2 separate regions of the Homo sapiens genome follow, and region 1 is linked to region 2. The links are chromatin loops, found by intact Hi-C in ENCODE. Cell type or tissue: CD4-positive, alpha-beta T cell. All regions are shown on one strand. Each heading gives the region's core, and the rest is flanking DNA. Links, peaks and the distances in the headings are about the cores only.

What was found. Hi-C counts contacts between places; a loop is a spot of excess contacts. Peaks named below come from ENCODE experiments on the same cell type or tissue, not always from the same donor. Only the 100,000 strongest peaks of a DNase experiment are listed, where the experiment ranks them.
Region 1: a loop joins it to region 2, with 6 times the contacts of the local background. A loop is called at or near these places in 5 of 110 quality-filtered maps.

The regions. Positions count from the first base shown.
Region 1 is chr5:2,010,012-2,025,577 of GRCh38, forward strand. The region is part of intron 2 of LOC105374618 (a long non-coding RNA gene); the gene reads left to right. Among named protein-coding and RNA genes, the nearest start is that of CTD-2194D22.4, 130 kb to the left of the region's middle. In CD4-positive, alpha-beta T cell, for the core only: a CTCF peak has its summit at 7,828; a DNase peak (open chromatin) is centred at 7,770; H3K27me3 peaks cover 269 bases.
Region 2 is chr5:1,659,111-1,674,676 of GRCh38, forward strand. No RefSeq gene overlaps it. Among named protein-coding and RNA genes, the nearest start is that of MIR4277, 42 kb to the right of the region's middle. In CD4-positive, alpha-beta T cell, for the core only: no CTCF peak of the experiment used is centred there; a DNase peak (open chromatin) is centred at 8,281; H3K27me3 peaks cover 4,916 bases.

The DNA of each region.
Region 1 (15,566 bases), core at 4,495-12,494, 350 kb after region 2:
CAACAGGCATCCCTGTCCAGCCTGGTGCTGGGAACACGCAGATCCTCATTTCCAGGAGCTAAGGGTCAACTTGTGGGAGGATGGCACAGGGGCTGCTGGACAGAGGCCGTGCAGAAGGTTCTGCAGCGGGGGCGCTTGTGGGTCTCCTCCATGAGGCTGGAGCTAATGCTCGTCGTCCACTGCGCATCTGAACCATTGCATCCATAGTCATTACATGCTCCAATTGTCCAGGCTGCGGCCTCCCCAGGCCCTGCTGCTGTTGCTACAGTGGCTGCTATTTGGGGTCTGCCTGAGCACCTCTGGAGGTAGGGAGCGGGGACCACAGATTCCGGAGCAAAGTCCTCGTGGCGGCTGCATGCCACGTGTCTACTTGGTTGGGCCCTGGTGCCCAGATGCTTGGTCAAGTATTATTATGGATAATTCTGTGAAGGTGTTTTTGGATGAGATTAGCATTTCAATGGGTGGACTTTGAGTAAATTAAAGGACCCTCCATAGTGTGGGGCTTTATCCAATCAGTTTAAGGCCTGCACAGGACGAAGACTGGCCTTCCTCCCTCAGGAAGGGGTTCTGCCAGCAGACGCCTGTGGACGCAAACTGAACTTGCCCTTATCTGCACTGCTCACCTGCTGCCTGCAATGCAGACCTGCGGCCCCAGACGCTCAGACACTTTTCACAGATTTATGCCTGGTGGGTGCAGCCTTAGCCTCCCAGGAGACTGCCCTCCCACCCCCCTCTTCATGATCAGAGGAAGATACTGACCTCCTTCCAAGCATCAGGGTAAGTCCTGGAGACCATCAGCTCCTCCCTGGGTCTCCCGCTGATGGCGAGCCCCACAGATTTTGGACTTGCCAAGCCTACAGAATCGCTTGAATCAGTTCCTTAAAATAATCCCTCTTTCCATGCAGATATACACATTTTACTGGCCCTCTTCTCTAGAGAACCCTAATGCACTATCTTATTTGTCAATGTCATAATCTCTCTCAAAGAGAGTTGGGGAACTGGCCCAGGGCCCTGCAGTGAGTATGGCTCTAGATCCTAATCAAGTGTGTGTGGCTTCACAGCCATGATCTTTCCGTTTACCACATTGCAATGAGGAGGGAAGAAGGGTGCTAGGCAATGTTCTAAGCACGTTTGTTACCAGACAATCATCTAGGTGATCCTCTTGCCCTTTGTGTGGGAGCTCCTGTCATTAACCCCGTTTAACAGATGTGGGGACCATGTCACAGAAAGAGTAGGTCCCCTGTCCAAGGCTCCCCAAGGCTGGTCAGTGGCAGAGCCCAGATTTAGATCCAAGCAATCAGCCTGCAGACACCTTGCCACCCTGCTTGTGTCTATCACACTAGATTGCATCCCCATTACAGAATTTTCACCTCCACTTAGGGAGACATAAGTTAATATCAATAGATTTTATGATATTGCATCAGACTTTATCATATTGTAGTCCATTGATTAATACGTCTCCACATATATTTGATCATCAAATGGAGAAATTCATAGGTGTTAACAAAAAATATATCTATTGAGTTTGATGAAGGGTAGTTTATTACCTGCCTGAAACGCTACAGATGAGAGGAGCCTGCTAGTACGCCTCTGCATCTTGTGACAATGAGATGTGTGCGCCAGGAATGGCAGCCACCCTGGGCATGACCCCAGGACACAAGTGAGCTGCCCTTGGGGAGGGGCAGGGCGGGGCCCTCCTCCTGCAGCCCTGGCTGTTATCATGGTTTGCTCGTGGGAGTGACAAGCTAGGCACAGTCATTTGACACAGGCTGCTTCTAGATTAGAAATGAAATGTGGTCCTCAGTGCAATTAAAACGTTTCTGAGTCCTCAACAGGAAGAGCCGGGAAAGAGCAGGTTCTGTCAGAGCTGCCCAGGACTGGGTGGGGCTGGGTTGAGATTTGCTGGGCTGTCAAGGAGGCTGGGGCCAGGTAACGCCACGTGTCTTCTCTTTGTGTGGCTGTGGAGCACGGTGTGCATATACGTCCTGTTGCTCTGGCAAGTTTTGTGTCTTTTTGTTTGTGCTAGATGTCTGGAGGTGTTTAAGGAGAGCCTCTGTCCATAGGAAGCCAGGAGTCTAGATGTGGAGTGAGGTGTGTCTTTTGTGAGTGCGGTTCTGAATATCGCCCAGGCATGAGCGTCCTGTCCCTGTTGTGTGACAAGCACCACACACAGGCGCCGTAAACAAGAGAGATGCACTGCCTCACAGTCCTGGAGCTCAGAGATGCAAAGTCAGGGTGCTGAACTGGCTTGGTTCCTCCTAAGGCTGGGAGGAAGGAGCCATTCCCGGGCTCTCCCAGCTTCTGGTGGCCATGGGCATTACTTAGCTTGTAGATGTCTCCCTCCATCTTCACACTGCCTTTCCTCCACACGTCTGTCTTTGTGTCCCAATGTCTCCTTTCTATAAAGATGTAGTTATGCTGGATTAGGGCCTTCCCTCATGACCTGCTCTTCATTCATCATATCCACATTAGACCCTGTTTCCAAAAAGGCCACATTCCTGGGTACTGGGGTTAGGGCTTCAGCACCTTTTGGGAGGTGGATGCGATTCGATCCATAACAACCAGTGATGACATTTTCCCCTTCTCTGGGGAGATGGAAGGGTCTGAAGATGCTGCCGGCCTCCTTGCTTTCTGACAACTTTCATCAAGGTTGGTGTACATCTCACCTGGATCATTAACTCCTCCCCAGAAAGTGAAGTGTGACACCTGCAGGATCTGTGTCAGTGCTTCTTTGTTTTTAAAAAATTTTGTGCTTCACTTTTCTACTTCTGTTACAGAACAGAGAGAGAGATTTGCCACAGTGACCCAATGAGGCGAGAGAATTATGGCTGCATACTATGAGGGGCCCATGACTTCTGCCTCAGGGGACATTTAAGAAGAGGTCAGAACACATCCCTTCTTTGAAACAGACCCCAGAGTGCACAAAGGCAGGGCTGAGAGTGGGAGAAAGGACGCTGTGATTGCTTCCTGGCCCAGGCGAGGCCCGGTCACCTGGACAAGCAGAGTCTCTCTGCTGCCAGGGGCCCCAGCGGGGCAGCAGCTCCAGGAGTGCCCTTTCTGTCACATGTTCATTCACAGAGTCTCAGCGAGGCCCACTTGTGACAGCCCTCAGGAGAGTGGTCAGTGTTGGGGGTCTCTCCCTGCCCTGTGACCCTGGGGTGAGCGCCACAGAGACAGTGACCTTTGCCACAGGCAGACGGATGTTCAGACAGAGGCCTCCTGGTCTCGGTGTTCCAACTTGGCATGTCTAAACAAGATCACAAGCACTTTTTACCCCACTGCTTGTCTTGTTAATGACTTTGCAAGAAATCAAAGTAATGCTTTCCCCGTGACACCTGTGTGCATCCATGGAGGACCCTGGGGCCTGGGGGGTGGGAGCCCTGAGCTGGGAGGCAGACAATGTCAACAGCACGTCACAGACCACACGCTGGGAGCCACTTCTATGCCTAATGCTCCTTCCCATTTCAGGCTTGACCTGCACTTTTGAGCTCTCAGTGAACACCCCAGGGGCTTAGGGAGGGCCCAGGAATTGACCCTGTCATCAGGCCATAGTGACACGCAGAGACCAGGGACTCCTCGTTCAGCTCAGCGTGGAAAGCTCCCTGAGAGTCAGCACGAGGGTGAGAGGGAAGCTGGAGCAACTCTGGGTTTCCTCTTTCTCTCTACCACGTGGCCTGTGTAATCCATACTGCGGTCTTCAGGCTCTGGCTCAGGACAAGCTCTGAGGTGAACTTCTCCCTCTATGGGTCCTTGCAAGTTATTCTGACACAATGAGTAGCCCCTCCAGGCTGAGACAGAGGAGGACGGCTGCCAACAATACGCGGAGTCCTGTCCTCACCCACTCCACAGGGACGGGAGACGGCAAACATTCGATCAATCCCACTTCCGACAGTGAACCCTGAGGGAAGGGTCATGGAAACGTACAGATGATCAGGAACTGAAACCCTGATCAAAGAAGAAAACTGAGAGCAGTTTCATTGTGGAACAAGAGGGAGCAGGTTATAGAAATTGTTACGGGTTGAGTTATTGTCCCCCAAAAGATATGTTGAAGTTCAAACCCCCAGTACCTCAGAACGGGACCTAATTTAGAAATAGGGCCTAGCAGATGTGATTTGCTAAGACGAGGTCCTCCTGGAGTAGGACGAGTCCAACAAGCAGTAGTGAGAGAAGGATATTATAGCCAGAAGCGTAGAGGTAAGTGAAGGTCAGAGATGTGAAGCAGGTTAAAAAAAATTAGATTATGTAGAAAATGATCTTAGGAGACAATCTTTTTCTTCCCAGCTGACCTTAAGTGCATGGATCAGTGAAGCGGTGGCAAGAGTCCAGCTGGGCAGTCCTCAGGACTGGTTAATTTGTGTACTTGACAGAGAGCTGCATGCAAAATGACACAGAGACAGACACACAGAGGACAGCCTGTGATGACGGGGCAGAGACAGAAGCGGCGAGTCTACAACCCTCGGCACACCCAGGGTGGCTGCGACCCTCGGATGCCAGGGAGAGGCGAGGAAGGGTGTCAGTCAGAATTTCAGAGGGCACAGCACCCTGCTGACACCTTCAGGTGGGACTTTCAGAACAAATTCCTATTGTTTAAAGCAGTCCAGTGTGTGGTGCAGCCCTAGAAAAGCAGGACAGAAATTGTGTTACTTTCACAAGAGACTGTATTCATCCATTAAACAGCAGTGCCCTGAGAATAATGCTTGGTGACACAGGAAAACACTTGTGCTTCAGTAAATTAAAAAAAGAAGCGGATTGCAAACAGCATGTACTGTACAATTCAATTTCTGAAAAACAAAATATGTACTTATTCACGGAGAAAAATGACTGGAGAAATGCATGGCAATGTTCACCACGATGTTCTTGCTTGTGATTAAGATTGTGGATATTTATGTGTACTTTTGGTTTATCTTCGTTTCTCAAAGTTTCACAATGTATGTGTATTGTTCTGATAGCAAGAAAAAAAAATGCCGGACTTCTCTTAGCAAAGACAAATGCCAAGAGCAAAAATGTGTGTAACAAGTTTGGAAGACAAAGTTTGAATATGCTGGAAGCGTATGAACCAAAAAGGGAGACAGAGATCCTAACAGCAGAGCCAGAGATCCTTATACACAAGAGAAAGAGACAGGAAACATTAATGAAATACTCAAATGCTTTAGCAACATCAGAAATGCAAATGAAATCATTGTTTTCCAGTAAAATAGGGCAAGCGGTAATACTCAGTTTGATGGAGTTGGGTGAAATGGAAACTCCTTCTTCTGCAGGAGGGTGTGAGTGTAGAAGTTCCAGGATGGGCCATTGTGGGGACGCCTCAGGGGGCGCTGTCCGCTGATTCCAGAGTCTTTCCTGAGAAAGTAATTCCAGACATGAAAGATGTTTCAATACAGTGACCTCCAGCCATGCAGACCTGGACCCTATTAAAACAATGGCCAATCGGCTCTGGAGCATGCGAAGGACAAGGGACACATTCCCACCATTTTTCATGCATGGGGAACATTTTCAACATGAAATTAACCCAAGAAGGCCTTGATCTGGAAACGCGTCAGCACTGTGGTTCGGTGAGTGGGATTTATTGGGTGATTGTTGGCATTGCCCACTCACATGCAGTCTCTTGGTCTATCATGGCCGGGGCAGCCTCGGTGCATGTGTGTGGGTCCCAGAGGGGATTCAGATCCTGCAGCTGTGACCACCACTCTGTCTGCAGGGGAGCCCACAGTCAGGGCTGCCGCCGACTGAAGAGGGCTCTGGCTAGTTACCCACCTGCCAAATGCCTCAGTTTCTCTTTCTGTAAAGTAGACATGATATTCTTTGATTGTTATGAAAAACTGATATGTAGAGAAGAGTTAACAACAACAACAAAACCCAGGTGGAAACATATACAAGTTGTCAGTACTTATATCTGGCTAAGATTGCAGGATTATTTTTTATTCTCGGTTTTCCAAAATGTTAATGACTTGACAATATTCGTTTTTTATGAAAATAAAAATATCTCAGCTTCTAAATATATGCCCTTCCCACATAATGAGGTCTACCAAGGCTTTTCTGGGTGTGTGGCCACCTGAGAGTCTGGGGAATAAGCTCTGAGTGTGGCATGCGGGAGCCACCCGCTCACTGCTCACCACACCTCGGAGAGTCACCTGTCCTCATGCTTCTGTGAAGCCAGCATCCGTCTGGCCCCAGCCTTGCTGTGGGTCCCAGGGCATCAGGGAGCCGCTGACAGCGCCCAGGAGAAAGGTACTAGCAGAAGCGTCTGATGGCAGCATAACCAAATATTCAGAATTTCACATGTGGGAGATTTCTTTTCTGAGAACCTCAAAGTTCATACAAAATTAATTAAAGCAGGGTCTGTGGAAATAGCAATTATGTCTGTAGTATGTTTGCTTTGATGTTACATAGGTTAAATGGTATTAAAAACAGCAAAATATATGGCATGAAAATAGATAGCAAACTCTGAGCTCCTGCAAACACAACCAGAGCCTGTATTAACAGTGAAAGAGCCCAATACAATTGCAGAACATGACCATGAAATAATACTGGACAACAAACAGTATTAGGAGAAGTATATTATAGCCAGAAGTGTAGAGGTAAGTGAAGGTCAGAGACAAGAAGTATGTAAAGAAATAATTTTAGGTTATGTAGAAAATGATCTTAAGTGACAATCTTTTTCTTCCCAGATGTCCTTAAAGACATCCATCTTTGAAGCAGCAACTAGAGTCCAGCTGGGCAGTCCTCAGGACTGGTTAATTTGTGTACATGACGGACGGCTTCTTGTGCAGCCCATACTTTGAGTTGTCCAACGTTGCTGCTGCTTCTCCTTGCTGATGTCACCTGCTCAAATCTGTGAAGATGGTGAGGGCCCTGCAAGAGGAGGTTCAGGAGGTCACAGTTCAGAGGGGACACAGGCTCCAATACCAAACCCAGGTTAGGGATCTTGAAAAGATGATTGCAATTATATGGTGATATGGTTAGGCTTTGTGTCCCCACCCAAATCTCACCTTGAATTATAATCTCCATAATCCCCACAGGTCAAGGGAGAGACGGGGTGGGGGTGATTGGATCATGGTGGGGGCTTCCCCCATGCTGTTCTCGTGATAGTGAGGGAGTTCTCATGAGATCTGAGGGTTTTTGTTTTTTCGTTTTGTTTTGTTTTTGAGATGGAGTCTCACTCTGTCACCCAGGCTGGAGTACAGTGGCACAATCTTGGCTCACTGCAACCTCCGCCCCCTGGGTTCAAGCAATTCTCTGCCTCAGCCTCCCAAGTAGCTGGGATTACAGGCACCTGCCACCATGCCCAGCTAATTTTTGTATTTTTAGTAGAGACGTGGTTTCATCATCTTGGCCAGGCTGGTCTTGAACTCGTGACCTCGTGATCCACCCACCTCGCCTCCCAAAGTGCTGGGATTACAGGCGTGAGCCACCGTGCCTGGCCGATCTGATGGTTTTATAAGGGGCTCTTCCCCCTTCGTTCGACACTCTCCTTCCTGCTGCCTTGTGAAGAAGGTGCCTTGCTTCCCCTTCACCTTCTGCCATGATTGTAAGTTTCCTGAGGCCTCCCCAGCCATGCAGAACGGTGAGGCAATTAAACCTATTTCCTTTATAAATTATCCAAGTTTCTGAATTGGACCCATTCATTTAAACTTTTTTGTGCCTCTGGTATGTACATATGTACATATGTATTCATTTATTTATTTACAACCTGTGTAATGGGCACATTGAAGACCTTTGTCCCAACCTCATCGTGGAGACCTGAAATGCAAAGATGGCATCTCCACTGCCCCCTCCTGTACAGAACACAAACTGCAGGTTTTTGTACCTTATCACTGGCTTCGTCACAAGGAGCCAACTTCTCCAAATCTCCTGAGTGATGCTTAAGAGATGTGACATGCTTATGAGGTTTTCATGACACCAAAGAAAACCTCTCCTGGTGAATTTGGAGGCATATTGTCCCAAATCCGCAGAACCGCAGGCAGTCCAGAGGGACCCTTGGGTAACAGTGCTTGGACAAGGTGACTTCAATCCCCGTAGAAATGATTATGAAACATCAAAATATAATTCTTCTTGAGTAGGTTTTGCTTTCTGAATATTGCCTCAACGTCACTTTGAAATCAAAGGCTTCTATCTGACACCCGTCAATCATCTGACACACTTGCGGCTTGTCTGCCAGGGCCTCAGTCCTCTCACCTCCGTTGCTGTTTGTGTCTGGATGCGGAGCGTCTTCCTCAGTCCTCTCACCTCCGTTGCTGTTTGTGTCTGGATGCAGAGCGTCTTTCTCCAACAAAGAATGGAGTTGCTTTCAGAGCAGACTCCGAGGCTCGGGTCCAGCACTGCGTGCTGTCTCGCACCTTTCCTTAAATGCCGCTCTGGACGGGTGGCAGAGATTCACCTCCTCTGATGCAAACCAAACTCTGAATTTGTTTAGAGACACAATCAATTCTGTGCTTTCTGTGGTGGCAGGTGCTATGGAAATCAGGCCTAGAAATGTTTTTTGGGGTGAAGGAGTACCACAAAAATTTATAACCAAATTTGGAACGAAGCCAAGAAGAGATCAGCGAGTGCACGGAGACAGTTGGTGCGGTTGGCCTGATGATTCATGACTGGATTCACTGGGTGGGAGAATTCCACAGCTGCGTTACAGGATGCTGGATTCACTGGGTGGGAGAATTTCACAGCTGCGTTACAGGATGCTGGATTCACTGGATGGGAGAATTTCACAGCTGCATTACAGGATGCTGGATTCACTGGGTGGGAGAATTTCACAGCTGCGTTACAGGACGCTGGATTCACTGGGTGGGAGAATTCCACAGCTGTGTTACAGGACGCTGGATTCACTGGGTGGGAGAGTTTCACAGCTGCGTTACAGGAGGCTGGATTCACTGGATGGGAGAATTTCACAGCTGCATTACAGGACGCTGGATTCACTGGGTGGGAGAATTCCACAGCTGCATTACAGGATGCTGGATTCACTGGATGGGAGAATTCCACAGCTGCGTTACAGGATGCTGGATTCACTGGATGGGAGAATTCCACAGCTGCGTTACAGGATGCTGGATTCACTGGATGGGAGAATTTCACAGCTGCATTACAGGATGCTGGATTCACTGGGTGGGAGAATTTCACAGCTGCGTTACAGGATGCTGGATTCACTGGGTGGGAGAATTTCACAGCTGCGTTACAGGATGCTGGATTCACTGGGTGGGAGAATTTCACAGCTGCGTTACAGGATGCTGACCACTCTGTCTGCCCATCTCTGGCTCCAAACTGCATCTGGAGGTCAGCAGAAAAGAGGAGAGAGGCCTATGGTTGTGTTGACCTATCTGGGGCTTTGGACTTCAGGGACTGAGCAGGGCTGGAATTAGAACCAAAGTCTGGGCTCTGCCCTGTGCCCTGTGCTTGGCTTAGGTGGGGACAGAGTCAGCTGATTTCACATTGATTTCAGGGCCACGCTCCTTGAGCATTGTCTCTGGGGTGGGGTTAGATGCACACGCAGACAATCTCCCCTACCTGTCTCTCTCAAAGCACTCCCACCCAAGCCTCCTGCCACAGCGCAGCTCTGCCTGCCCCACACAGGCTCCACCCCTCCCTCGAGGCTCTGCATGGGTTAGGATCACAGCCCTCCTGGACACACCGTAGTGCCCGGCATGACACATGCGTCTCCAGTCTGCATGCCCAACTTCATCAGTAACTGTTTGGAAGATGCAGGCAGAGACCTGGAGACTTAGGGAGAGCGTGGGCCCACCTGGGTGCTTTCTTGGGTCACCAGGGGCCTCTGCCTGCAGCCACATCTCTGGCTCAGAGCAGCAGCCATGGCCCCTCTCACAGAGTGGCCTGCTCTCCCGTGGCCCAGGTAGTACCCTGCTCTGCCAGGCTGCACACACTGAGCACAAACGAGGAGCCCCTGGCAGCCCCTCAGGTATGGTTGCTGTCAGCCTCACACAGGACGGAGAGTGCAGTGTCGGGAGAGGTGGGAGCAGCTGGGCATGACATCTCAGCTTTCCAGCGGCTGTGGCGGTCCCTGCAAGCGTCCCCTCAAGATTAGACAATCACTTGGTAAGAATTCAAGGAGATGCTTTCTGTTCACTTTACCCTGGCTTGCCGTATGACCTATCAAACGAGTTTGGTTCTCTCCAGGTTGCTTTCGTGAGAAACATCGTGTCCATGTTCATAGTATAAACATTGATATGGTTTGGCTGTGTCCGCACTGAAATCTCATCTTGAGTTGTAGCTCCCATGATTCCCACATGTCGTGGGAGGGATCCAGCGGGAGGTCACTGAATCACAGGGTGGATCTTTCCCATGCTGTTCTCGTGATAGTGAAAGTCTCATGAGATCTGATGGTTTTATAAAGGGCAATTCCCCTGCACACGCTCTCTTGCCTGCTGCCATATAAGACGTGCCTTTACTCCTCTTTCGCCTTCCACCATGATTGTGAGGTGTCCTCAGCCATGTGGAACTGTGAGTCCATTAAACCTCTTTCCTTTATAAATTACCCAGTCTTGGGTATGTTTTTATTAGCAGCATGAGAACAGACAAATACACACATACTGCAAAAATAATACCAAAGCATACATTGGTAATCAGCAACATGTCCCAAAATTACTTTCAATAGGTTGTCTTAAAAACAGAATAAAACACAAATGCATGATTGTTCTTGGTGCTGCAGGAATCAGTCCTTGTGTGAGCTTTGGCTTGGGTGGCAGGTCACTGGGGAGCCTGCTGCTTTCTGGAAGATGATTTTATGCAACTTTATCCAATTTAAGCAATCATGAAAACAATCTACCAGAATTTCTGCTTTGTAAAGCCACTTGGATTTACAAAAAAAAAAAAATTTTTTTTCATGAGCCAGTCAGCCACTAGAAATGTCAGACAACACACTCATCTGGTGGTTGACAGACAGAAAGACAGGTCCATGCTCGCCGTGCAGAGAGGCCGTGTGGCCTCAGGCCGTTGAAGATGGGGAGCCGAACCATCCACCGGGCACCTGCACCTCAGGAGCTCCTTCCTGATCTGAGGCTGCCTCGGCGCCCACCTGAACACCGGTTCTCCACTTCCTTCCGGTTGTTCAAAGCTACCTCCATCGTGCACTTAACAACATTATTTTATTGATTCTAAAGTTAAGTGTACCCCCTAAAAATTTTCAAAATACAGAGAAGTACCACAAATCTCTAGCCCACCTTGTGTGCTGGTCACAGTCTGTTGGGTATCTTTCCAGTCTCTTCTGTGCACAGCTGTAAAAACGCAACACACACTCTTGGCCTCCACCTCCCAGGTGCCCTCTGCCCTCTGCCTTTCCAGCCCCTCAGTCACTGAACCCCAGTGACTGTCTCCTTTGGAACCTGGCGGCCTCCTGGCCTCTGTGCCCGCATGGCCCTGCCTGCGTTTCTGAGTCTTAGCCAGCTGGCTGCTCTCTGCCTTGTGCTCCCTCCGCCACCTGCTTCTCCAGGGGCTTTTCCCACCCCTCCAGGGTCCTTCACTTGTTCCTGCTCTTCTACTGCCCCTGAAGGTTTGGCATTTCTGGGGTTCCTGCCCTTGACTCTTCCTCGGAGGCTCCTCAGTCTGTGTGTACCCCCTGGGCTCTGTGGGGACACCCTGAGGGCTCCAAGTCCATTTCCCCACATCTGGTCACCATCACCACACAGCCCAGAGGCCAGTGCCCCAACCAGGCAAGCACCAAGCCCACCATGGCTCTCCCTAGGCCCTCCTTGCTGGTGGCTGGTCCCCTAAACTAGCACCCCTGAAGCTGGTGGCAGCAGCTGTATCGGGGTTTGTTTGCCGGGCATCTCCTGTGTCTGAAATGTGGGCATGCGATCCTCACAGCCTCTTTTGCTGAGGGGAATTGCTCCTCTTATGGGTCCGTGAGGATGCAACAGGACCAGGTAGCTCGGGTAGGGGGCGCTCCCTGCAGAGCGAGCCTCCAGCTGCTGCCTTGACAAAGGCAGACCAACACCTTCGTCTCCATGGGTGCCTGTGGACCCTCCTGTCCTGAGGCATCCCTACCCCTTGCCTCCCCCTAACACAGATGTTAAGTCATATGCTTAAGTAAAAGACGGAGCCAAAACCCAAACCAGTTCTGCTGATCCCCAGCGTCTCCGGTGGTAAACCCTCCCGCCCCGGCTCCCCTTGGGATATTCCTGATAACTTCTTAGTTTGATCCTGCCTTTGGGAAATGCTAGGATAATCTCCACTTTTGGGGAATGCCAACCTTTTTCCTTGGAGCGTCTCACCTCCTGCTGTGGGATGGCTACTCACACCTGTCGGTGTATTTTGTTGCCATGAACATGACAGGTTAATCTGGGGGTGGAAGCTGAGCTGGTCAGTTGGACTGATTTTACTTGTTTGAGTGTTTTTAAATATGATGAAGCGAGGTCTGGGTATTTTAATTTTGTTTATTATTTGGTCTTTTGGGTTACTTAGTGAGACTACATAAACTCATCCAAAAACAGCTAGTTTTGTGCCACATAAATACACTGGTACTGGAACAGAATTAGATCAATAAGCAGCGAAGAGAGGATGACTGAGATGAACAGGACGGTGGAAGAAAAATCAGAACTTGCAGCAATGGGGAGGTCTGGAGCAGCCCCACATGGCACTGCTGGGAACACATGCCTGGACCCGAAGCCACATACCTGGACCCAAAGCCACACAGGTCAGTGGCCCATCCTGACGCTAGCCAGGTTTACTAAGCATCAACACTGGGGAAGACAATGACTGGTGCTGGCTCACCAGCTGTGGAAATGGTGATGCCCTGGCTCCTACTGTGGGAATGGTGAAGTGCTGGCTTTATTGTTGTAGGACTGTTGAAGTGCTGGTCCCGTTGGTGTGGGCCTGTTGAGGGGCTGGCTCCATTGCTGTGGGACTGTTGAAGTGCTGGTCTCATTGGTGTGGGATTTTTGGGGTGCTGGCTCCATTGCTGTGGGACTGTTGAGGTGCTGGTCCCATTGCTGTGGGTCTGTTGAATATGGGCTTCATTGCTATGGTAATATTGATGAAGACAGGAGATGGGATTTTGTGGCCCTTTCTGAGTTTCTTTATCAGATGCCCGTCCTGCATAGCAGCTGGTGCTGCATATCGCAGTCAGAATTCAGCCTCATTCCTCCCACCTCTGTGGATCCAAATGGTCTTTTGCTCCCCGACCTTTTGCAAATCCTTGCTGTTTCCCAAAGGAAGCAAATCTGTATTTTTCTGTTTTCAGACAAACTGATGTCCAGTTCAGGCCCCTCAGAATCTTAGAGTGTCCAGAAAATATGTACTTTCCCTTCAGCAGGTGTCTTGATCTGAATGCTGTCTACACCTTTATCTCCCTAGGTGGAAGTTCCTCAGTCTCACCTACACCCCTCAAGGGTGGAGACATTATACACTAATGGGCAAGATGCAGACATTGGCCAGAAAGAAACATTCCTGGCTAGTGAGAAACAAGTTATGTGTATATTTTAAAATGAACCAAAAATGTTTCCTTGAACAGCTTCCAAATTCATAAATGCATAGAAAAACGAGTCTGACTAAGAGCAGCTGGCGTTTGCAGCTGCCCCAGTTTTACCTGTTTCCAGGTAAGCAGGAGACACGTCTGCTGGGGCAGTGATTTAAGAGAGGCACTCACCTAAAATAAGCAGCCAAAACCATCCTGGTTATTACAAATGTCACAGAAAATAAGTGGAATCCACTTCATTGGAATATATCGACATGAAACCCGGACTGTTATTTCTAAGAAAGTAATTAATGTTTCACCTCTTACATGCCATTATTAATGCTAATAACAGTACTTTACGTGTATAGTATTTTCCTCTTTCAAGCCGTTTTTATCAGAGACCACATAGTCTTGTCTGATTTGAAATATGACATTAAGGATGCATATTTAAATCTCCCACTACAATTGCAGACTTCTTCTTTCTCTTTAAATTCTATTTTTTTTGTTGTTTCCTTTATTTTGGGACTATCTTATTAGGTACATATAAGGTTATGCCTATTATATTTTCTTGATTAATTGCTATCTTCATCATTATATATTATCACTCTTTATCCTCTGTAGTGCTTTTTGGTTTAAACTATATTTTGCTTGGTATAAATATAACTACACTGGTTTTTTTTAAGTATTTGCTTGATAAAACTTTGCAATTTTTTGCTTGTTATCTTTCTGCAATTTTATATTTTATACATATCTGTTGTAAAGAAGACATTGCTGAGCCTTCAAGCTGCTGAATTTGATCCATTTACACTTATTTTGATTACAGATAGATTTGGAATTTCAAAAAATGTATCTTTGTAAGGCACACTTTGTTTTGGGCAGATTCATCTGATTTTATAAAATGAGAAAACAAACAGAAAAAAGTTAAATAATTTTGTGAATGCTATAAAATAAAACAGTGAAATTGCTAATTATTTTAAGGCCACTGTGCAGAAAACTGCTTAAACATATATGAAAATAACACAGCTCTTAACAGATTGCCCTAGTAATTTCCGTAGAACTTCTGTAAGTATATAGAAATTAAAAATGGGATTGGATTAATAATTGTATAATAACACTATCTGGACTTTAACCTTGATTTTCTTTTTTCTTATATGCAATTATACTGAAACATGAAGATAAAATATACTAATTTTGTTCAGATTATCTACCTCAAATGAAGCAAATACAGTATTTTTCAACGTGTAATTGTCTACTTTTCAAAATAACTTTTTATTAAAGAAAGGCTCATAATGCTATGCCTTTAGACAGTACTCCTAATTAATGTAAGATTTCAGCAACACAACATTACACAGAGAGATTACACATGCAATCATAAAAAACTACATATAAATATTTAAAAACATGACATTTGTGAATTATTTCAACCTTCACAGACTTCTTTATAAGCATGTTTCATGAAAAATAAGGGGTCCAGATATAACTCTAAGTTAAACCGTACTTTAAGTTAAACCTTAAGTCTCCCCATAAAGGTGTCCTAGAGCAGATGTCCACCGATCCAGGCATTGCAATGCCTGGGAATCAATGGTGTAATCAGCAAGGTGGAATTGGATATGTGGTGATAGCTATCGATGTTTATGACAGGTGGGTGCACCGTCAAGTTGGAGTCTGAACTTGATAAATTGGCGCTCTTGGAAAAGGTGGGTGAGAGTCATTGTGGATGTGGATAGGAGCAGAGCGGTTCTGAGCAGGACGCCAAAACAGAGGAAGCTTCGGAGGACGCTTGTGCCTTCCTGAGAATGAGGCCACGGAGCACAGCGGGAGCCAGGGGGAGTTTCACAAAGGCTACTTTTGACTTGGTTTTGCAATCACCTTTTTACTAGTAGGTTTTGTTTCGTTTGTCTTCTGTTGGGAATTTAAATATTAGGAAAACAATTTGGGATTATCTGTCTAGACTACCCTGTCAGTCCATCTGAGGCTTGTGTCATCTTAGAGCTAGCTATATATTAGGTAAGGCTTAAAGGCTAGCTGAAGGGTGACGCTTCCCTCAGCTAGGAGGAGATGGTTTTTTAAAGGCTTGCTGAAGGGCGGTGCTTCCCTCAGCTAGGAGGAGATGGTTTTTTACAGCAGTGCTGACTCCACAGGAAGCCACCCAGTGTGCTAGGAACCACAC
Region 2 (15,566 bases), core at 4,185-12,184:
GCTTAAAATGAGATCTTTTGGATAGACTGGAATCTTAGAAACAAAGCAAAATTCTGTTTTTAACTTTTAAAATGCTCAGTATATGCAGAGGAGTAGCCACTCCTTTATAATTTTTGTGAGGAATCTCAGGTGCATGGATGTTTGAGGTTGCTTTTTACGGAAGGGCATATTCGATTCTCCCAAGCAGGCTGTGCTGACTCAGTCATTCAAAGGAAAAATCCAACGGGCAGGAGCACCTCTGCTTCTGACCCCAGAAGGGTTCTCTCTCTAAGGCTGGAAGGATTCATAGCAAAGTCTCCATCGGGAAGCACCGACTTAGTCACAGGTGAACCCAGTGATGCTGAGGCTGAGCCTCTGCCCACTCCTGCACCCATGTGGCCCGGGGCTCACCACCACACTTGTGTCCTTCCCGTGGGCTCTGAGTGCAGCCCTCTCCCGGGGCAGGGAGGGTGGCCGCGAGCCGGTGGGTTCGCTGGTGCCGGCTGCTCCATTCCTAGCTCCAATCCTGTCTCTTCCAGCTCAGCTTTCCTGCTGGTCTCTCATTTTTGGCACATAAAAAGCCAGCGTTAAAGAAACTCTCCTATGTAGACAAGGGAGGCTGAGCTGGAGGCAAGAGTTGCAGGACTTTAGACTTCATGGCTGTTTCAGTCTGCTCAGCCCTCCCTAACAGGATGCCACAGGCTGGGGGCCCCAAGAACAGATGTGGGTTTCTCACAGGAGGCCGGGGGTCTGAGGTCCGGGTGCCGGCAGGGTTGGGGTCCGAGGAGGGCCCCCTTCTGGTTCACAGACGGCCCCTCCTCCGTGTGTCCTCACACGGCAGAGAGAGAGGAGGCTCTGGTGTCTCTTCTCATACGAGCCCTAATCCCATGACAAGAGCTGCACCTTCATGGCCTCATCTAACCCTCGTTATCTCCCAAATACCACTGAGGCCGTCCTGCTGGGGCGAGGGCTTCAGCGTGTGAATTCTGGGGCAGGGGCACGGTGACGTGCTTGAGGGAAAGAGCAGGCGCCCTTCCCCCCACCGACCCCGACCCCGCCTGGCCCAGCGCACTCCTCCGGCAGGGGCTGCCCAGCTGCCTTGTGCCTGTGACCCAGGACCCCAGAGTGAGTCTCTGTGGGTGCTGCCCTGACTCCACTGGACACGCGCCATCATCCCTGCCTTAGGGACAAGGAGGCAGATGGGTGGCACTCACTCGAACTGCCCCACTGGCCGGGAGCTGGGGCTGGCTGGAGGCTGTCTGCCGCCTGGGCTCCTGGCACTCTCCTAACCACCTCATGGGCCTGAGGGTGGCAGCTTCTGCCCCCGAGAGGTCACCCACCAGATGGGGGGTTCCCTGCCGCTCTGCGTGGGTGTCTGTGGGAAAAGGCCTCCAATCAGGAAGAATGATCCGCACATTTATGAACAAAAATCTTCCAACTTTTGAGACATTCTGCCACTTTGTGCAAACTCTCTGTGCCTGTGGCTTATTTGTGGCAGGAGCAGGGAAGGGCTCGTGGCTCCCTCCTGCACAGCAGGACGTGGCGGAAGGACAGGCGAGAACACCTCCTCACCGAGGGACGGAGGCCAAAGAGGCCTACTGAGTGTCCTGATGTCAGGAGCAGGTTCCCCTCCCCGGACACAACCCCAAGTCTCAGCTCCCACTCTTCCCGCGGGCCTCAGGTGGTGCCATCAGGTCAGGCTGGGTTGCCTCTGTGTTGTGTGTGTGTGTGTGTGTGTACATATGAGGCTGGGTTGACTCTGTGTTGTGTGTGTGTGTACGTGTGAGGCTGGGTTGACTCTGTGTTGTGTGTGTGTGTGTGTATGTGTGTCTATTATCACCAGTATCAAGGAATACGGTGGGAAATGTTATTATCAACAAAAGTTGAAACAACATGGCAAATAACAGATTCAAATGGTAGACAGGTTTTGTTTATTCGTGCTGGGGTTATTACATTTAATTTTTAAGCTGTGAGGCACACAAACAAGAGGAAGAAGGATGCGCTGGCCAGAAGCGCAGGTGGCTCCAAACGAGAGAATCCCTGTCCCCTAGCACCAGCCTTCTGTCATTACCAAAATACTCCTGGCCACCCCATCCTTTTGCCACGAGCCATGCGAGTCCTTACACACCTGTTTTGCCCCTGAAAGTGAGATAGAGACCAAAATGATTAGATTCTAAAATGACCAAGACCCATGTAGCCTAGAGGACACTAGGCTGCTGGACTGAAACACGATTCTTCAGGGGTGCCAAGGTGGAGCGGGCTGTCCCCACCCACTCAGCACAGCGACAGCCGTGACCTTGAGAGGGGCTCCGGGCCCTCCATTTGGCTGCTGTGCCACTGGGGAGGGACCCCAGGGATGCTGGCCTTGAGAGGGGCTCTGGGCCCTCCATTTGGCTGCTGTGCTGCTGGGGAGGGACCACAGGGATGCTGGCCTTGTGGAGCGGCAGGTGTGGGCCTTGGCACCAAGGTCCCCTGGGAGCTCAGCTGCTCCTGGCAGCCCCGAGCTCAGGCCTCCACGGGGCTTTGCGTTTGTCAGCATCCACACAAGGGCCTTCTCCACGGCAAACCTGCTTTGTTTGTGGCACTTTGTTTTCGGGGGTCGGGGGTCGGGGGGTGGCTATCAGGAGCCCTCAGCAGTGCAACTTTCCTTTTCTGAAACACGTGGAACCAGAGGACTCTGTCCTCGCAGACACGCTGGCCCTCAGAGCCCCTGTTTCTCCCACCTACGTCATTTTACTTCTGGCCTCCACTCTTGGGGTCCATTGCAGGCTGAGCAGTTTGGTTTGAGGAGCCCCCAAGGTCCTAACTTGTGGTGTCTGAGCCAGGGGGGATTGAGGAGCCTGTTTAGCCCCTGCTGGGGGATTTCTCCCACAGCAGACCCGAGAGTGGGTGCCAGGCACTCCAGGGGTAGGGGATGCCTTGGACCAGCCTGCTCCTGCACACCTTCCCGCGGTCCCCGGGGTCTGGGTCCATGAGCTATGGCCACAGCCTCCTGTGGCCCCTGCTGTGATCCGGGCCACCCCAGCTCCCGGCAGAATAAAGGGCACCAGCAATGCGTGTCCAGTAAGGCTTGTCATAAGCTGACCTCCCTATAAACTCAGGTGACCTTCTCATGCCCACAGAGACCTCCCGGCCCTGGAAATGCCAAACTTTCACCCCATAGTCCCTGCCCCTGGACAGCCTGCCACCACCCGCTGCTGACCCTTCCAAAGGCGTCCCTCCTCGGCAGGGTTAGGTCGTGCTCCTGGGTCGTGTCAACGAAGTTCATGTCGGCCTAAAACGTGTGGCCTTCCCGTGGTGCTGCCAGTCCTGCTGGCTGGACCGGACATCTTTGAGGAGGGAGAATCAGAAACTGACCTCTGCCTGCCCAGCCGCCCCTCTGCGCCGGGCACCACTCAGCACGTGGGTGGGAGTGGATGCCGCTCCATCTTTAGGACACTTTTACTTTCTGTACATAGTCCTGCCTGTCGGGATGCAAAACAGCAGGCCCAGTCCTTTTCCGCAAGACAGCATTCCAGATACCGGGAAGCAGACACTCCGTCCCAGTGCTAGTCGGCTGCGTGACAGAGTGCACAGGTGGGGCCGAGAACACAGCAACGTGTCCCACACTCCCGCAGGCTGGGGACACGCAGACAAAGTGTGTCCCTGTGTCTGTGTGTATCTGTCTGTGTGCGTCCCTGTGTCTGTGTGCATCCCTGTCTGTGTGTGTCTTTCTGTCTGCGTGTCTCCCTGTGTCTGTGTGTGCCTGCGTGTCTGTGTGCATCCCTGTGTCTGTGTGTGTCCGTGTCTGCGCATCTCTGTATCTGTGTGTGTCTGCGTGTCTGTGTGTGTCCGTGTGCATGTGTCCCTGTGTCTGTTTGTGTGTCCCTGTGCCTCTGTGTCCGCATGTCTGTGTGTGTCTGCATGCGTGTGTGTCCCTGTGTCTGTATGTGTCCCTGTGTCTGTGTGTCCACGTGTGTGTCCCCATGTCTGTGTGTCCCTGTGTCTGTGTGTCCGTGTGTCTGTGTGCCCTGTGTATATGTGCATGTCCATGTTTCTATGTGTGTCTGCATGTCTGTGTGTGTCTGTGTGTGTCCCTGTGTCTGTGTGTGTTCTTGTGTCTGCATGTCTGTGTGTCTGGTCCCTTCCTGCACCAGAGCCCAGGTGTGTCAGGTCAACCCCAGCCCGATTCTGAGCTGTTCTGACAAACGGTCATTGTGAGTGTGGTCCTGACCTTCCCTGAGGGCCATGTGCTGTGATGTGGCCCAGTTGACCTGGGCGGGGCTGAGACCTGGAGGGGCCGCACTGAGCCAGATCCCTCTCCGGTCTGCTGCCCCCACAGTGTGTAAGGGTGGCACGTGTCCCGCCCTCCTCACAGGCCGTGTACCCCCATGGCGAGTGTCTCCTTACGGTTGAGGGCTGGCGCTGAGATTGAGCTTTCGGGGTTGGTGAGGACGAACCTGTGTCCCCAGGTGTGAGAGGCAGGAGCTGGGAGGTCAGGGGGTGGCTGGTTCCACCTCCAAAGTCCCTCCCAGATGGTGAGTGGACGGAGGGGTCCTCCCGGTGAGGGGCGGCGGTGAGTGGACGGAGGGGTCCTCCCGGCGAGGGGCGGCGGTGAGTGGACGGAGGGGTCCTCCCGGCGAGGGGCGGCGGTGAGTGGACGGAGGGGTCCTCCCGGCGAGGGGCGGCGGTGAGTGGACGGAGGGGTCCCCCTGGCGAGGGGCGGCGGTGAGTGGACGGAGGGGTCCTCCTGGTGAGGGGCGGCGGTGAGTGGACGGAGGGGTCCCCCTGGCGAGGGGCGGCGGTGAGTGGACGGAGGGGTCCTCCTGGTGAGGGGCGGCGGTGAGTGGACGGAGGGGTCCTCCTGGTGAGGGGCGGCGGTGAGTGGACGGAGGGGTCCTCCCGGCGAGGGGCGGCGGTGAGTGGACGGAGGGGTCCTCCCGGCGAGGGGCGGCGGTGAGTGGACGGAGGGGTCCTCCCGGCGAGGGGCGGCGGTGAGTGGACGGAGGGGTCCCCCTGGCGAGGGGCGGCGGTGAGTGGACGGAGGGGTCCTCCTGGCGAGGGGCGGCGGTGAGTGGACGGAGGGGTCCCCCTGGTGAGGGGCGGCGGTGAGTGGACGGAGGGGTCCTCCTGGCGAGGGGCGGCGGTGAGTGGACGGAGGGGTTCTCCTGGTGAGCAGGAGACAGCCTCCGCGGGGCTTTGGCAAAGTGGCCTGTCTTCTCTTTCATGCTATTACAATGGGCTCCACTGGCTGCATCTTGTTACATTGTGTCACATCATGAGACACTAAGATCCCTTCAAATTAAGATTCTAAGATTTGATGAATTTCCTGCTGAGTTTCTTGAAACAACATTTTGTTCAGAACCACAGGACCTGTGTTTTATTTCTTCAAGGAAGGTAGACACAAAAGTAACAGCAGGAGGGAATACTTGTCTATGCAGGTTATGTCAAGTCTACAGTTAGCTCTCTGTCACTCCGCAGACTGGACATGACAGCCATAAAGGTGTCAATATACCCCCTGCACTATTGTTTTGATCCAAGAGCACATGGCTATTGAAAGGTTCTGTCTGTCTGAGAGAATGATTCTCATCTGCTCTGTCTTATAGTAGCCATTTCCTAAAATATTGTCATGGTATATTATGGTGTTATTTTTAATAATTTCTCAGTCCTCAATACAAATAGATATTTACTAAGCCCTTCCTGGATCAGCTCATGTAATCCCCAGTCTCAGGGAGTAAACACTGTGATTATCCCCAACTGAGGCAGGGAGACCTGAGAAACATGCCTAAGTTTGCCATGGGTGGTGGCAGAGAGGGGCTGCTGAACCTGGCAATCTGACTGCACAGGGTGCCCTAAAACTGCTCCTCCATGCTGCCTTGCCATGGCAACAGTTACCCCAAATGTCCCCTTTGGGAGTGCAAGGTCCTCAAAGCCAGGGACTTCTTTTTCTAGTTTTATGCATGCCGTACCTCCCACAGAGCTTTGCCTGGTTTCTACTGTATAGTGAGGGCTGCAAAAACATTTGGTAGTGAATGAATGAATGAATGAAGGTGAGTTGGTTCATGGACCCCACAGCAGGTGAGTTGCAAAAGGTGGCCTCTTGCGTTCCATCTAGTCAAGCTGTGTTCCTGCTGAACTGGGTCTGCAGAGGAAGAGGCAGCTTCCAGTGAAGGGAGCTGGTTTTCTCAGTGGGTGGTGGCCCCAATGATGCAAACGTGAGCTGCTTTGCCTTGAGACATCCTCTGGCCTTGTTGCCTGAAGATGCTCTATTCCTTCTGCTGACAGGAGAAGGAAGCATGCTGAGGCTGGTGTTTGGGAGCCCCCGGGGATGGAGGAATGCCACAGGCTCCTCTGTACACCCGCCATACCCTGTCCCGCCTGGCCCTGCAGCTGTAGGGAGTGCTCACCATCACCATGGCAGCCCTCCAGGAGCAGGCTGTCTGGCCTCTGTGCTGAGGGCTGGAGAGCCAAGGGAAAGGCCAGGTGAGAGCGTGGAGGTCCTGGTGAGAACACTCAAGTCCAGGTGAGAAAGTGGAGGTCCAAGTGAGTACGTGGAGGTCCAAGTGAGAAAGTGGAGGTCCAAGTGAGTACGTGGAGTTCCAAGTGAGAAAGTGGAGGTCCAGGTAGAACATGGGGAAGTCCAGGTGAGGATGTAGATGTCCAGGTGAGGATGTGGAGGTCCAGGTGAGAACATGGGGAAGTCCAAGTGAGGATGTGGGGAGGTCCAGGCAGGATGCAGAGGTCCAGGTGAGGACATAGAGGTGCAGGTGGGAATATGGGGAGGTCTAGGTGAGAACATGTGGAGGTCCAGGTGAGAATGTAGAGGTCCTGGTGAGAACGTAGGGGAAGTCCAGGTGAGGACATGGAAGTCCAGGTGATAATGTAGAGGTCTAAGAGAGGATGCGGAGGACCAGGTGAGGATGCAGAGGTCCAGGTGAGGATGTGGAGGTCCAGATGAGGATGCAGAAGTCCAAGTGAGGATGCAAAAGGACGGGTGAGGATGTGGAGGTCCAGGTGAGGATGCGGAGGTCCAGGTGAGGATGCAGAGGTCCAGGTGAGGATGCAGAGGTCCAGGTGAGGATGCAGAGGTCCAGGTGAGAACATGGGGAAGTGCAGGTGAGAAAGTGGAGGTTCGGGTGAGGATGTGGGGGTCCAGGTGAGGACATAGAGGTCCAGGTGAGAACATGAAGGTCCTGGTGAGAACGTGAAGGTCCAGGTGAGAAAGTGGAGATCCAGGTGAGAATACAGGGAGGTCCAAGTGAGAACGTGGGGCAGTCCAGGCGAGAATGTGAAGGTTCAGGTGAGGATGTGGAGGTCCAGGTGAGGATATGGAGCTCCTGGTGAGGATGTGGAGGTCCAGGTGAGAACGTGGGAATCCTGTGTCAGGTGTCTCTCACAAAGCGGCTGGCCCTGGGCTGCCCCTGGGCTGCCCCTGGAGGGTCCCTGGTCTTCTTGTGAGATGGGGGTGTCCAATCTTTTGGCTTCCCTGGGCCACACTGGAAGGAGAATTGTCTTGGGCCATCCACTCCAACATCTATTATTTTTTGATTTTTTGGATTATGGCAATTTTAGCAGGAGTGAGGCAGTATCACATTGTGGTTTTGATTTGCATGTCCCTGATCATTAGTGACGTTGAGCATTTTTCCATATGCTTTTTGGCCATGTGTATATCTTCTTTTGAAAATTGTCCATTCATGTCCTTACCCCACTTGTTGATGGAATTGTTTGTGTTTTTCTTGCTGAAAAAAATCTCATAATGTTTTAAGAAAGTTTGCGAATTTGTGTTGGGCCGCATTCAGAGCCATCCTGGGCCGCATGCTGCCCCAGCGGTGGGTTGGACAATCTTGTCCTAAGGGGAACTCTTTATAGAGCAGGGGTAGGCAGGGTGGGGCAGGGGCAGAGGGTGTCCCCGTCCAGCCCGGACTGGTTGAGACAGGGGGATCCCGTGTCTCTTGCCTGCCTGTGGCACCTCCTAGAAGGCAGCACCTTCCAGCTCAACTCCAGCGGCTGCAGGGAAGGGGCGGGCGGCGGGAACTAAATGGTCCCTGGGCTCCCGGGCCTCTAAAGGGCGCTCCGCAGGCGGCAGGCGGTGGCCCCGGGGCTGCGTCTCCCGCCCTCCTCCTGCGCCCCAACCCAGGCCTGGGACAGACACTTCTCTCTCGCGCTCTTCCCCGACTAAGTGCGGACTCCTGGCCTCCCCGCGGCGCCGCCCTCCCCTCCTCCCCCCTCCCCCCCTCTCGTCCTCCCTCCTCCCCTCCCCTCCTCCCCTCCTCCCCTCCCCGCGGGTCTCGCCCCAGCGGTGCAGTCTCCGCGCCCGCCGAGCGGTGGCGCCGTTGCCCTGGGAACCGGGGACTGCAGCCGCGGACTTCGGGGTCTCGGCTCCGGCCCCTGCAGGACCGCGGGCGCCGCCGGGGAAGCGAGGCCTTTGGGTCTGAGGGTCCGAGCGGCTCCCGGAGGTGCGGGCGGAGATAGGAGACCCCCCCCGAGCCTGGGGGGGGCGCAGGAAGGGGGCGCGCGGGGCGGGGGCGCGCAGGAAGGGGGCGCGCGGGGCGGGGGCGCGCGTTCTCCCTCCGGGCAGCCTCGTGGGCGGTAGATGCAGCCAACGCGTCCGTCAAAGCGGTTCAGGGGCGCTGGGAAGAGGCGGCGGTGACCCCGGGACGGCAGTGGGCCCGACCGAGCCTCAGTGGGGGTCCCGCGTGTACGCTGGCCTCGCCCTCCCGCCTCGCTTCTGGGCTTTTGCTCCAACTCTCAGCCGCCGTGGAGATCGCAGGGGGCGTAGGGCCAAGCCAGGGATTCCGCTGTGCCCCGGGCTCGGGAGAGGTGTCCCGGGAGTCTATGGCAGAATTTCCCCCTCATCCTGCGCTGGGAGAGGGGTCTCGCCCCGGATGGAACTCCGCGTTCCCACCTCCAGGTTCTCCCCTGACCTCCACTTCTGTACCCTGGACAGGCGGGTATTCTCCCCGGCCCTGGAGGCTCCTGTCCCCCAGCATTTGCGCGGCCAGGCCTGGCGCTGGGCTCCCCACCCCCAGCCCTCAAGGGCACGAGCTTGCAGAGAAATCTCTGGGTTTGGAGGCCTGAAGTCCCCCTTGGGGCCTGGGTTCCCTTTTGCCCTGTCTGCAGGGCGCTCTGCAGGTTTCTCGCGGCCGTGGGTGATCCGGGGGGTTGTGGCCCAGCCTGGGGTTGTGGTGAAAATGGGCTTTTCAGTAGGGGTTGGGGCAGTGCCTGGAATAACCCGCAGTGCTCACATCTGCCTGCGGGGACCTTCTGCAGTCTTTCTGGCCACCCTGGGGGCGAGGGCAGGACAGGGCTAGGTGTGTCCTCCCCAGCCTGGCCTCTGCCTACCTTGCAGGTGCAGTGAGCTCTCCTGCCTGAGAGAGAGCAGGTGTGCAGGGAGGCGTGGGGGCTGGCAGGTGTGGGGGCTGCGTGCTGCGGCTGTGTTGGGGGAGGGGGTGAGAGTGTGACTCACGGAGCCCCGCCCGCAGGAGAGGGTGGCCTTGACAGGGAAGAGAGTGTGGGGGTGTCTAGCCAGTGAAGACAGCAGAGCGGCAACAAGCTCCGAAAGCTGGAAGGTCGCTGTTGGCCTCGGGAGAGGAGGGCCAGCGCTGGGGACCGTGGGACACAGGAATCCCGCAGCGTGTTCTGCGGGTTAGAGCTGTGTGCAGAGACCCAAGCTTGTCGAGGGCAGTGAGCAGCTGTGGAGGAAATGTCGAGGCTCCCACGTCCCCACCAGTGTCCCCAGCTCCACGTTGAACCCCTCTCTATGATGAGGTGTCTTCCTGGATGGGTGCTGTGGGCATTGTGAAAGGAAAATAAGTCTGGGGTCCCCACATCACTAAGCTAAAGGGAAGAGTCAAGTTGGGAACTGCTTAGAGCAAACCTGCCTCCCTTTCTATTCAAAGTCTCCCCCTGCTCACTGAGATGAATGCAGATCTGATTGCCTCCTTTGGAGAGGCTCATCACAAGCTCAAAAGAACGCAGCCATCTGTCTCTTACCTACCTTTGACCTGGAAGCCCTTCCTCGAGTTGTCCCGCCTTTGCTTTGAATTGTCCCACGTTTCCAGACCAAACCAATGTTCATCTTACACATGCTGATTGATGTCCCATATCTCCCTAAAATATATAAAACCAAGCTGTGCTCTGACCACCTTGGGTACATGTCGGCAGGACCTCCTGAGGCTGTCACAGCTGCGCAGCCTCAACCTTGGCAAAATAAACTTTCTAAATTGAGACCTGTCTCAGAATTTTGGGGTTCACAGCATGCAGCCAGCAGACCTGGTGATGAAGGAGGCTAAGATCTGGCCACATGAATCTGAGGCTCATGTGTATCTGAGGCATGATGAGCCAGCAGGGTGGGGACAGGGTTTGTGCAAGAGAGCTGGGACCCTGAACTTGTGGGCTTGTGTGAGTGCCAGAGCTGGGGGCATGGTGAACCATGCATCCTGGGTATGTGGCAGTAGGGCAGTGACTTCCCTGGCCCTCTACGCCTCTGTAGGGCCTCAGCTATCTGGTAAGGGCTGTGTCTAAGACAGACCCCTGACCATGGTCCTGCCCAGCCTGTTCCCGTGGACCCTGCCAGCATCAGGATTTCTTGGCTGCCTAGTCAAGTGCCATACCTCTCAGAGGAGAGGACAGGGAGGGGCCTGGGGTCTACAGAAGGAGGCTTCAGCTAAAAAGAAGACTTGTGCCACAGAGAACGGCACGGCAAAGAAAGCCGGGGGCACCAAGCTCTGAGGACGCACATCTGCAGAAGCCCAGCAGCTGCACACCGGCTCCCTCCAGCCCTTTCCACAGCACACAGAGAGCCGGGGGTTCCCAGGCCTGGAAACAGGACAGAGTGTGGACCCCCTTTCCTCAGGCCAGGGTTTGCCTTGTCACGTCCATTGTGTAAAGCTGAGGATAAGGGTGAAGGGTAAGGGCTGAGTACTGTGGAGGCCCTGTCCATCAGCACTCTCAGCTTGAGGAAGGTGATGAGCAGGGCCCACCCCCCATTCACCCCTAAACCCCACTTGTCTACCTTGGACCTGGACGAGCAAAGCTGGCTCAGGCACAGGACTCCCTGGGTGTTTGAAGCTTTCCACCCTCAAGCAGGGGCTGTGAGCATTGCAGGCTTGCCAAGCACAGATGTGCACTGCACGGAGTGGGAAGGAGACAGTGTATAGAAATCTTCAGCCAGATTCTGTTCATCGCAATATAAAGATGGCCTTGTGCTCAGGACACATAAGTCACAGGGAAAGTTCAAAAGCTGAGAATGTAGGTGTCTACTTTGGAATTCTATTATCTTAGGTAATATCTAAAAGCAAGACAAATGCTTACAGCAGGCTAGCAGCATGAAAGAAAAGTGAAGCTTCTTAAGGAGAGTTGGGATGATGACATACTGTGGTCAATTTTTAATGCTCTTACAAAGGAAAAGAAGCACAGACAATAAATAGTGCCAAATGCAGTTAGTCACACACGTGTGTGGCTCCCACATGCACATGCACTCACCCCATCAGCTGACCTGCCCACCATCCTGGGAGTCTAGTCTGCAGCTGAAGGCTCATTTGCAAGAGGAAGAGGTTCTGGTGATGGTGACTCAGCTACTTACAGAAAAGTCTTGATCACACATTGAGACATTCATGACACGTTTCCATATTTCCAAATCCATTGTCATCAGGTACATAATTAATTGTAACATTGCTAACTCTGGAAGAAGAAGGAGTTTCCATAATTTATTCATAAGACGAAGTCACCTGTTTGAAGAGCCTTGAGATACTCCATTGAGGGGCTCTCTTTTAAGCATCACTTCTCCTTCCCAAATGTTGGAGGACAAAAGAACTTTCCTTTCCAAATTTGGAAACAGTAGAACTTAATCCTACCTGAATGTGTTCTCCCTTCCTGGGACCAGTGAAAGTACCCAGGTAGAAGCAATAAAGGTTTTCTGGGAAAAGTAGACCCCTTCTGATTCCTGATTCCTGAGAGATGGAAGGCGGGTGGGAATGTGGGTATCATGGGGTGGATAATCGGCTCTTCTGCAACCTTTTGGGACTCCTCCTTGGGCCAGGTTTGGCTCATACATCAGCCCTGTAAGGGGGCCAAGAGAGAATTCTGTGTTTGGCGTGCAGAGATAGAGATGAGGGTGTTTCATCGCCATTGTTCAGTGAATTGCCCAAGCATGGACTGCGTGGTTAGGAAAGATAGAGAAGCTTTGTATTCCTCTGTGACATTGACCAGTAATGTCATAAACCTGAGCTGGAAGAGTTTTCTTGATTTCATGCTTGAGGTACCAGGCACAGCATCTGGCCGCAGCACCAGAAGCACCAGCTCCTGCCCAAACAGGCTCAAGGCCTCATAGGTTGAAGTTGGAGGGCATTTCTGTTTTCATGAGCCAGCCATATGCTGGAGAAACTTAGGGTGGCTGATGGATTTCATTCATGGCGCTTCTCTTAAAGTGATCGCTTGAAAACGGATGGTGCTGTGTCCATGGGAGGCACCCCAGGCCTCCCAAGTGCTGTTGCAGAGCAACTCCCAGAGTCTCGGGCGAGGGGCGTGGCTGCCCTGTGACGGTGGCATCAATCCCCATGTTAAAGCATTAAAAAGGACTCGTACGTATTATCGCCACTAAAAAAACTTGTCACTAAAATTTACTTTATAGTAGTTTTATTCTTATGCTTTCATGTATGAACCGTTGTCAAATGTTGACCCTCTAGTTTTTAAATTTGATTTAATTTTATATTTCCAATGCATGAGGAAGATCACCCGGGCTCTCAACATATTTTTCCTAGTGTACTCCCGTGGCGTGATTGTAAATATTGGGAAGCTCTATGTCTGGGGAAGACAGCCCTGATCTGCAGTGTGCGCTGACTTCCGTGGTGTTAATACCCCCACCCTGGCTCATTTCAAGCTGCTGACATGACGTCTGTGAGCGAGGAGTGGAGATTAGGGGTGTGCGTGGGGTCGCTCAGGGGCAGAGGGGCTGTGCCACCCCCAGCTTCACGGGCAGAGAGCTGCTTAGACTCGGGTGACGTTCAAGCCCCACCCATAACTGCAGGCCCCGGGGACATGTCAACTTTTCTTTTGGTTACAGGGGAGCCTTGTTTTTCCAAAAAAGGACTGACCATAGGAAATCTGACAGCATCAGCACAAGTCAACATTATCCGGGGGTTGAGGGAACAAAGTAGTCGGCCCCACGGGGGTGAGTAAGGAACCATCACTGCCCTTTGCCACGCAGTGTAATTTTTATTAGCTCATTCACCATCACTGAAAAGTAATTTATTTTTTTAAAACAACATAGTAGATTGCAAAGAGTCTGGTGTTTTGGGGTGGTCAGACGCACCAGGATTAAAATTCGGGTTCTGCCATCTAATAGCTGCTTGACCTTGAGAATATGACACGAAATGCCCAGCCCGGAATGCCTGCCTTTCCTGGTGCTGCGAAGGTCATTAATGCGAGCGCCTAGCCCGGGCCTGATGTGCATCCACACTCGGGGAGCCAGCTTGCATCTGCATCTGCCTTCTTCCCCAGGGCCTTGGACAGCTTGCAGAACTCACTCAGAGCACCTAAGAAGGATGTAAATCCCTCCCTTGCCGCCAGGTGCCTGGTGGAGGGGAGTGATGGGTATAGAGGTGTCGGGGAGAGCGCGGGGTGTGGTGCTGAGTGGTCTCTCAGTGGGCTAAGAGCTCAGGGCTGCCCGAGGTGCAGGGACCCCCGGGGCAGGAGGAGTCATAGCCGCTGTGTGTGTGATGTATGCAGTGGGTCTTGAGGTGGGGGTGGCATCCGCCAAACGGGGAGGGAGGGCTACGCTATGATAAAGAGTTCGAGGTTTATTTTTCAGATAAATGTTTGGGATTTGGGGCATATCTTATAAATGTTCACACAGAAACCAACGTGGTTCTCTTTTTTTAAACATTCAAGTATGCGAGAACAAGAAGTTTAGGTGTGAATTCCTCAAATTCTGAGCAAAACATACTGAGATGAGGAAATGGTATTTCACTTTTCTGAGAGGTGTTTTTCATCACTCAGTCACTGTGACATACCGTGGCTTGAGGCGAGCAGCAGGCGGCAGCCCCTGCAAACTTTAAAGGCCGGGGAGGGACACACAAGGCTGGTGAGGGACACGGAAGGCCGGGGAGGGACATGGAGGGCTGGGAAGGGACATGGAAGGTGGTGAGGAGCACGGAAGGCGGTAAGGAGCATGAAGGGCCGGGGAGGAGCATGCAGGCCGATTTGTCCTGTCTTCTGCCACTCCTCGGCCTCCCGTCCTAATCCATCTCCCCACCTGTCCTGACACTTCCGTGCCACCCTCTGGTGACATGCAGGGAAGCCCGTGTGAGTTTCTTGGTCTCAAGCTCGGGTATTCCCAGCAGCTCTTCCTTTTCGCACGCTTGTTTGGCGCCCTCTCACCTTCGGGCGGCCGTCTCATGTCTCTTAGCCTGTGTCCTAAACGTCATCCAACTGTAATCAGAGCAGCTGGAGTGAGTCCAGGCCTCGCCACTGGGAGAACCGAGCAAGACGTTATCTCACCCAGACCTCAGCTTCCTCATCCACAAAAGACAAAGTAAAGTTTCTAACATACAAGGAGTTTGTGGACATCAAAGTTAAAAAATGAATTATGAATTTAACAGAAATATCCCCTTTTATGAAATACTTTTGAACTCTCTAGAGAAATAAAGTCCTTTTTCAATCCCACTCTCACTATATATATATATATATATATGTTTGTTTTTTGAGACAGGGACTTGTTCTGTGGCCTGGGCTGGAGTGCAGTGGTGCAATCACAGCTCACTGCAGCCTCCATCTCCCGGGCTCAAGCAATCCTCCTGCCTCAGCCTCCCAAGTAACTAGTACTACAGGCACATGCCACCATGCCTGACTGGTTTTTTTTTTTTTATTTTTTTTGTAGAGACAGGGTCTCACTAAGGCTCGTCTCGCCCAGGCTGGTCTTGAACTCCTGGGCTCAAGTGATCCTCCCATTTCAGCCTCCCAAATTCTAGGATTACAGATGTGAGCCCCTGTGCCCCGCCCTGTCTCCACTCTCTCTCTCTCTTTTTTTTTTTTTTTTTTTTTTGAGATGGAGTCTCCCTCTGTTGCCCAGGCTGGAGTGCAGTGGCACGATCTCAGCTCACTGCAACCTCTGCCTCCCAGGTTCATGCGATCCTCCTGCCTCAGCACCCCCTAGTAGCTGGGATTACAGGCGTGTGCCAGCATGCTTGGCTAATTTTTGTATTTTTAGTAGAGATGGGGTTTCACCATGTTGGCCAGGCTGGTCTCGAGCTCCTGACCTCAGGTGATCCACCTGCCTTGACCTCCCAAAATGCTGGGATTACAGGCATGAGCCACCGTGCCCAGCCACCTCCACTCTCTTTGTATTCTGAGTAACCTAGAAACACACAGCTTTGTACAACTAAGACTTCCTAAATACAGGCCCTTAAGGAATCCAGAAATTGCAAGTATTAAACATGGATTATAAAATAAAAAATTAAGAATAGTCTTAAAAATATCTGCAGGAATCAGGAAAATTTTTTAAAAATAGATAATTTGCAAAATAATTAAGTAGAATTTCCAGAAATAAAATGTTAAAAAATAGCAAAAAACCTCAATAGATGGGTGTAACAGAAAATTAACACAACAGA